Regions from separate parts of the Homo sapiens genome. Here region 2 is linked to region 1. A link is a contact called in ENCODE Hi-C data. All regions are on one chromosome and are shown on one strand. Each heading gives the region's core, a stretch centred on a gene start or an enhancer-like site at or near the end of the contact. The rest is flanking DNA. Distances are from core to core; before and after follow the strand shown.

What was found. A loop is a pair of places that touch in the nucleus more often than their neighbours do. Pooled maps may share reads with other maps.
Region 2: a loop to region 1 is called in a pooled map, with 7 times the contacts of the local background. The contact joins the promoter of DRG1 here to the promoter of SLC35E4 in region 1. A Hi-C loop is called at or near these places in 5 of 50 pooled maps.

The regions. Positions count from the first base shown.
Region 1 is chr22:30,634,524-30,637,223 of GRCh38, forward strand. SLC35E4 (solute carrier family 35 member E4) reads left to right here and starts at 1,258. Exons shown (of 2, transcript NM_001001479.4): 1 at 1,258-2,546. The coding sequence starts at 1,928. RefSeq lists an enhancer at 1-684 and a silencer at 1,016-1,465.
Region 2 is chr22:31,398,286-31,400,985 of GRCh38, forward strand. It overlaps DRG1 (developmentally regulated GTP binding protein 1), which reads left to right and starts at 1,319. Exons shown (of 9, transcript NM_004147.4): 1 at 1,319-1,440; 2 at 2,335-2,458. The coding sequence starts at 1,399. RefSeq lists a silencer at 979-1,258 and enhancers at 1,346-2,251, 1,379-1,428.

The sequences.
Region 1 (2,700 bases), core at 8-2,507:
ATTTTAAACCCGCGTCCTGTGATTGGGATGGGGATTGAGGGCTATATTCAGCGCCTGGCCACCAGAGGGCGCAGCGGGCTGGGTTCAGCGGTACCCCTTTGAGATCTTGTGTCTCAAGACAGGTTGCTGTCATCAAGGATTTGCTGGTTAGACAACAGGCAAGGGGTGAGCTGGGTCCTCTTGGGCAGGAGCCTAGTAGGAAGACCGACAACAGGAAAGAGGCTCACATCTGATACTGGGCACATGGCTGGGCCTTGGTCCTCGTGCTCCCGGACTTCAGAGCTCAGAGGGGCCAGGGCCTGGCCTAGCCTGGAATCTGGATGGACCTCTTCTGCCCTGGGGCGCGCCGTTTACCCAATCCTGACCTCAGAGAGCGTCTGTCGTTCTGGTGGGAAAACCGAGACCCAGACAGGAACAAGGGCTCAGTGGCAACCGCTCTGCCTCCCAGCCCAGGGCTCTGTCTTGCCGGGGCTGGGGCACAGGGTGGACCCCAGGAAGTTCTGCTATGAGTCAGCTTCGAGTGCTCAGGGGACCGGACAGAGGCTGCTGGCCGGGGAAGGATGCCGGCCGGCGGTACCTACTTCCGCAGCTGTGGGTATCCCTGCCTGGTGATTCAGCTTCCCTCTGAGGGTCCCCAGGGGGCGCCGCCCTGGACTGGGAGGCTGGGGAGGATGCTGGGGCTACGGAGGGGCGATGGAGGTGCCTTAAGGGACCCCGTAATCCAGCTCTGCTGGATGCTGAGGTCCCACGAGATAATTGTGGCCAGAGATCAGGTGGGCGTAAGACTGGTCCTAGGATGGGGGCTGTGGGCCCCTCCTCACTACCCTGCTTCTTGAAGATAGCCTGGGCGGCTGTGCGGGATACCCCAGTGTCTCCAGCAATGCGCGTTCATCTCCATGGAGGGCTCGCCTTGGCGCTGGGTGGGGAGCGACTTGGTCCCCCCTGGCGGCGAAGAGAGGCTGACCACGCCAGCTCGTGGGGGGGTCTACTGGGCAGATGCGCAGGCCCCGGGCGGAGGAGGGCTGATGGGGGAAATGCCAGGCCGATGGGGGAGGGGCTGTGAGCGGGAGGCGTTGGGGCGGGGCAAGACCGCCCTCCCGGTCCGGGGGCGGGGCTTGGCCTGGGGCGGGGCTTGGCTGGGGTGCTCAGCCCAATTTTCCGTGTAGGGAGCGGGCGGCGGCGGGGGAGGCAGAGGCGGAGGCGGAGTCAAGAGCGCACCGCCGCGCCCGCCGTGCCGGGCCTGAGCTGGAGCCGGGCGTGAGTCGCAGCAGGAGCCGCAGCCGGAGTCACAGCCGCAGCCAGAGCCGCAGCCAAAGCCTCAGAGAGCAGGAGTTGGAGCGCAGGCCCTGCTGGATCCGCGCCTAGCTCGCCGCCAGGCACCGGCCGGAGGACGGGCCGTGGTGTCAGCTCACTGCCCGGGCGCTGTGGGAGGCAGCGAGCCCGCGACCCCCCGGGCCGGGCACCGCCAGGCGCGGAGCCCAGATCGCCCCCCTGCCAGGCCTGGTCACGGCCAGAGCACGCAGGAGTTCCCAGGGTCTGGATCTGCGCGCACCCTAATGACCTGGGGACTGAAGAGAAAAAAGGAACGAGGATTTCATCTAAAAGCATAACGTGGGCACTAGGCGAGGAGGAAAGTGGAGACCACCTGGCACGGGGCAGAGGTGCCTGGAGCCCACGCTTGAGCATCGGAGACCCTGGCATCCTAGCAGCCGCGACCTTGGCTCTGCCCTGTCTGAGCTGGAAACACAGCTTAGCTTCTAGACATCGCTGGCACAGGCCTGGCACAAGTAAGCAGTGTCCTCACCTGTCTGAAACGGGACACGGGGTCGGAGGAACCAGGATCTAGCCTGGCCCCAAGCGGAACTCTCTGGTGGCCCAGAGGTCGTCACTGGGGAGCCCGCCTCCTGCCCTAGCCTCACTGGTGCGGATGTGCCGCTGCCCGCCGGAGCACCATGATGGCAGGATGACCTCAGCCGAAGTAGGAGCAGCAGCTGGTGGTGCTCAGGCGGCTGGGCCCCCCGAGTGGCCCCCTGGCAGCCCTCAGGCCCTCCGGCAGCCTGGCCGGGCCCGAGTGGCCATGGCAGCACTGGTGTGGCTGCTGGCGGGAGCCAGCATGTCAAGCCTCAACAAGTGGATCTTCACAGTGCACGGCTTTGGGCGGCCCCTGCTGCTGTCGGCCCTGCACATGCTGGTGGCAGCCCTGGCATGCCACCGGGGGGCACGGCGCCCCATGCCAGGCGGCACTCGCTGCCGAGTCCTACTGCTCAGTCTCACCTTTGGCACGTCCATGGCCTGCGGCAACGTGGGCCTAAGGGCTGTGCCCCTGGACCTGGCACAACTGGTTACTACCACCACACCTCTGTTCACCCTGGCCCTGTCGGCGCTGCTGCTGGGCCGCCGCCACCACCCACTTCAGTTGGCCGCCATGGGTCCGCTCTGCCTGGGGGCCGCCTGCAGCCTGGCTGGAGAGTTCCGGACACCCCCTACCGGCTGTGGCTTCCTGCTCGCAGCCACCTGCCTCCGCGGACTCAAGTCGGTTCAGCAAAGTAAGTGCCTGGGTGGCCAATTGAGAAGGTGGGGGTCCGGGTGGGTGCATGGCCTGGATGGCCCTGTGAGGGGTATGGCTGTTGTCCCATTTTACAAATGAGGAAACTGAGGTTCATGGCTGTGGAGGAAGCAGAACTGAGGCTCAGAGAGGGC
Region 2 (2,700 bases), core at 69-2,568, 760 kb after region 1:
GGACCTTCTGTAAAAGCTTTCCCTTCTGTTTCTCCCTCTTTATGCACAAGAAAACCTCCCTTTTTTGTCTCTGGGAAGTTAGAATAGTTCTTGTTTACAAATTTAACTAAATTAAACTTCCCTCCCAGGGCTGGGTGGAGGCCAGCCCTGTGGGTTAAGCCTGGCCTGTCGACTGTGGGTTAAGCCTGGCCTGTCGACTCCCGCTGGAATAATCAATCTATCAAAACAACCCATTGATCCTGAGGCAAACCGCTTTCAAAACCACCACATAGTTCCTGGACGTCCTGGCTTCCTCATGACACTTGGGGAAGAGGAGTCTTTTGAAATTTTAAATTTTATTATTACACAAGTAATACATGGATACATTCGTCTTGTAAAAATTTAACTTCAAAATTCTGTGGAATAAAATGTGAAAGGCCTTTTCTTTGCATCCCATCCCACAGTTAAGAGCTTCTGATGTATTTTTCTGTTTAGGCCTTTAAACTGCACGTTCATACACGTACACCTATATAAATGTACATTTAATTTTAAAAATAACATAAATGGTATCACTACGTAGGTGCCCTTCTGCTAGTTGTTTTCCCATTTAACATGTCCTGGGTAGCCAGTCAGACCACAGATCTACGTTTTAACGGCTGTAATCATATTTCAAAAACAGGATAGAGGCATTATTCATTTATCCATTTTCCTACTGATGGGTGTTAATATAGATTTCAATTTTTTGGTATTACAAACTATGTTGCAAGCAGCAGTTCTCTGGGAATTATCCATTCAAGTATGCACTTATTTTGGGCTCCCCATGTGCTCTACTCGGGGTTCGGAGTAAACAAAACCGACCTAAAAATAATTTTGAATGATAGAAAGGGGGCATTTTCTTTATCCAAGGGGGTGAGGCAGGCTGAAGATGGGTCTCTACTCCCTCCAAGACCATGGAGGGCGTCGGGGTGTCACCCCAGCTGTGAAAAAGGGACCCAGGACCCGCAGATGCTGGCGAGGAACAGGGGTGCGGAGCATGAGTCGGCTTTGCACCACGCCCTGGGGTCTCCAGCACTGAAGCGTTCAGTACCATGCAGAGCAGCTGGGAGCGGGTCCCGCTGGGCGGGGCCGAGCTGCGCGCGACCCTCGGCGCGCTCGGGGAGGCCCAGACAGGGGTGGCCTCTCTGGCCTCCGCTCCCGCGGGCTCTATGACACCGCACTGGCTCGCGGGACGGGGCGGGGTCGGGTGAGGGGGAGGAGACAGCCCCACGCTTTGCGACTCGCGGTGACCCCTACGCGGAACTCTCTCGCGGTAATTCGAAGTACCGCGCCTGCGTGCTGCAGTAGCGCCTGGTGGCGGTGGCAGTTTGCCCGCGGGTGTGTGAAGGGAGACAGTGTGGAGGCCACAGGGTACTCGCCACGATGAGCAGCACCTTAGCTAAGATCGCGGAGATAGAAGCAGAGGTAATGGACGCAGCTGGCGGTTCACTCTTAGTCTGAGCATTCCTTCTTTGGTGGCGTCGCTCCTTCCTGTTCTCCTTTGAGCCGCGTCAGGACCGGGCCTAGATTCCGCGACTTCTCTCAGCGAGGCCCGTGTTCCGACTGCCCTCTGCCACGATTAGGAGTCCCCGACTCTCCTCAGTCAGGGCCCCCTTTCCCCTCGTCCCGCGTCTACGCTCTCGGACTCCCCTTTGCCCGGGCCCGCGTTCCGCACCCCTGCACCTTAGGCCCTTAGTCCGTTCCCCCTCCCAGTGTTTGGCTCCTGTTCTGATGTTGTTTCTTTCCGTTTTGCTCTGAGAAACACTGAATCCTGTCCCTTATTCCATCTCTGACTTGGTCAGATAGTTCAGGATCTTTCCTCATCATCCTTCGCTGCGTCCCCCTTATTCCCCCTTTTCCCAGTGTCTACCCTAATGACCCCCTGATTCAGAGTATTTGCTCCCGGTAATCGGATCTGGAAGTAAAATGACATCTGTGTGGGAGCAGTTTATTCCGCCTGGATAGTGTGTGATTCCATTGCGTGCGGCCCTGAGAGCGCTTTACAATTAGGAAAGTGGTGTCCCAGTGTTAGATGGATCCAAACAGCTGCAAATAGTAGAAAAGGAACCCGCAGACGGGTTTCAGTCTAGTCTGGGGGCACTAATTGGAATGACCTTAATCGTCTTTCCTCTTTGGGCTTTGCTTTGCTTTGTAGTGAGGGAAATGAGCTGGATGGAGGAGATAATGGACTTTTACTCTTTTAAAGCCTGTAAACTGGGTGTGCTAACATTAGTAGGACTTGGGGAAAAAAATTATCCTCTCAAAGCTGGGGGAAGCGTTCACTGCTTCTAATTTATGGCTGTGATTCCTCCCTTTTAGATGGCTCGGACTCAAAAGAACAAGGCCACAGCACACCACTTAGGGCTGCTTAAGGCTCGTCTTGCTAAGCTTCGTCGAGAACTCATTACTCCAAAGGGTGGTGGTGGTGGAGGTCCAGGAGAAGGTTTGTGTTCTTCTTCAATATATATATTTTTAGGTATAATTTTTGTCAAAATAGTACATACATGTGGTTTAAAAATAACTAAAGATGGCCCAGTGCAGTGGCTCAACGCCTGCAATCCTAGCATGCTGGGAGGCTGAGATAGGAGGATCACTTGAGGCCAGGAGTTCAAGACCAGCCTGATCAACATAGACCCCCATCTCAAAAAAAAAAAAAAGTTTTTTAAAAACAGAAAAATAACTAAA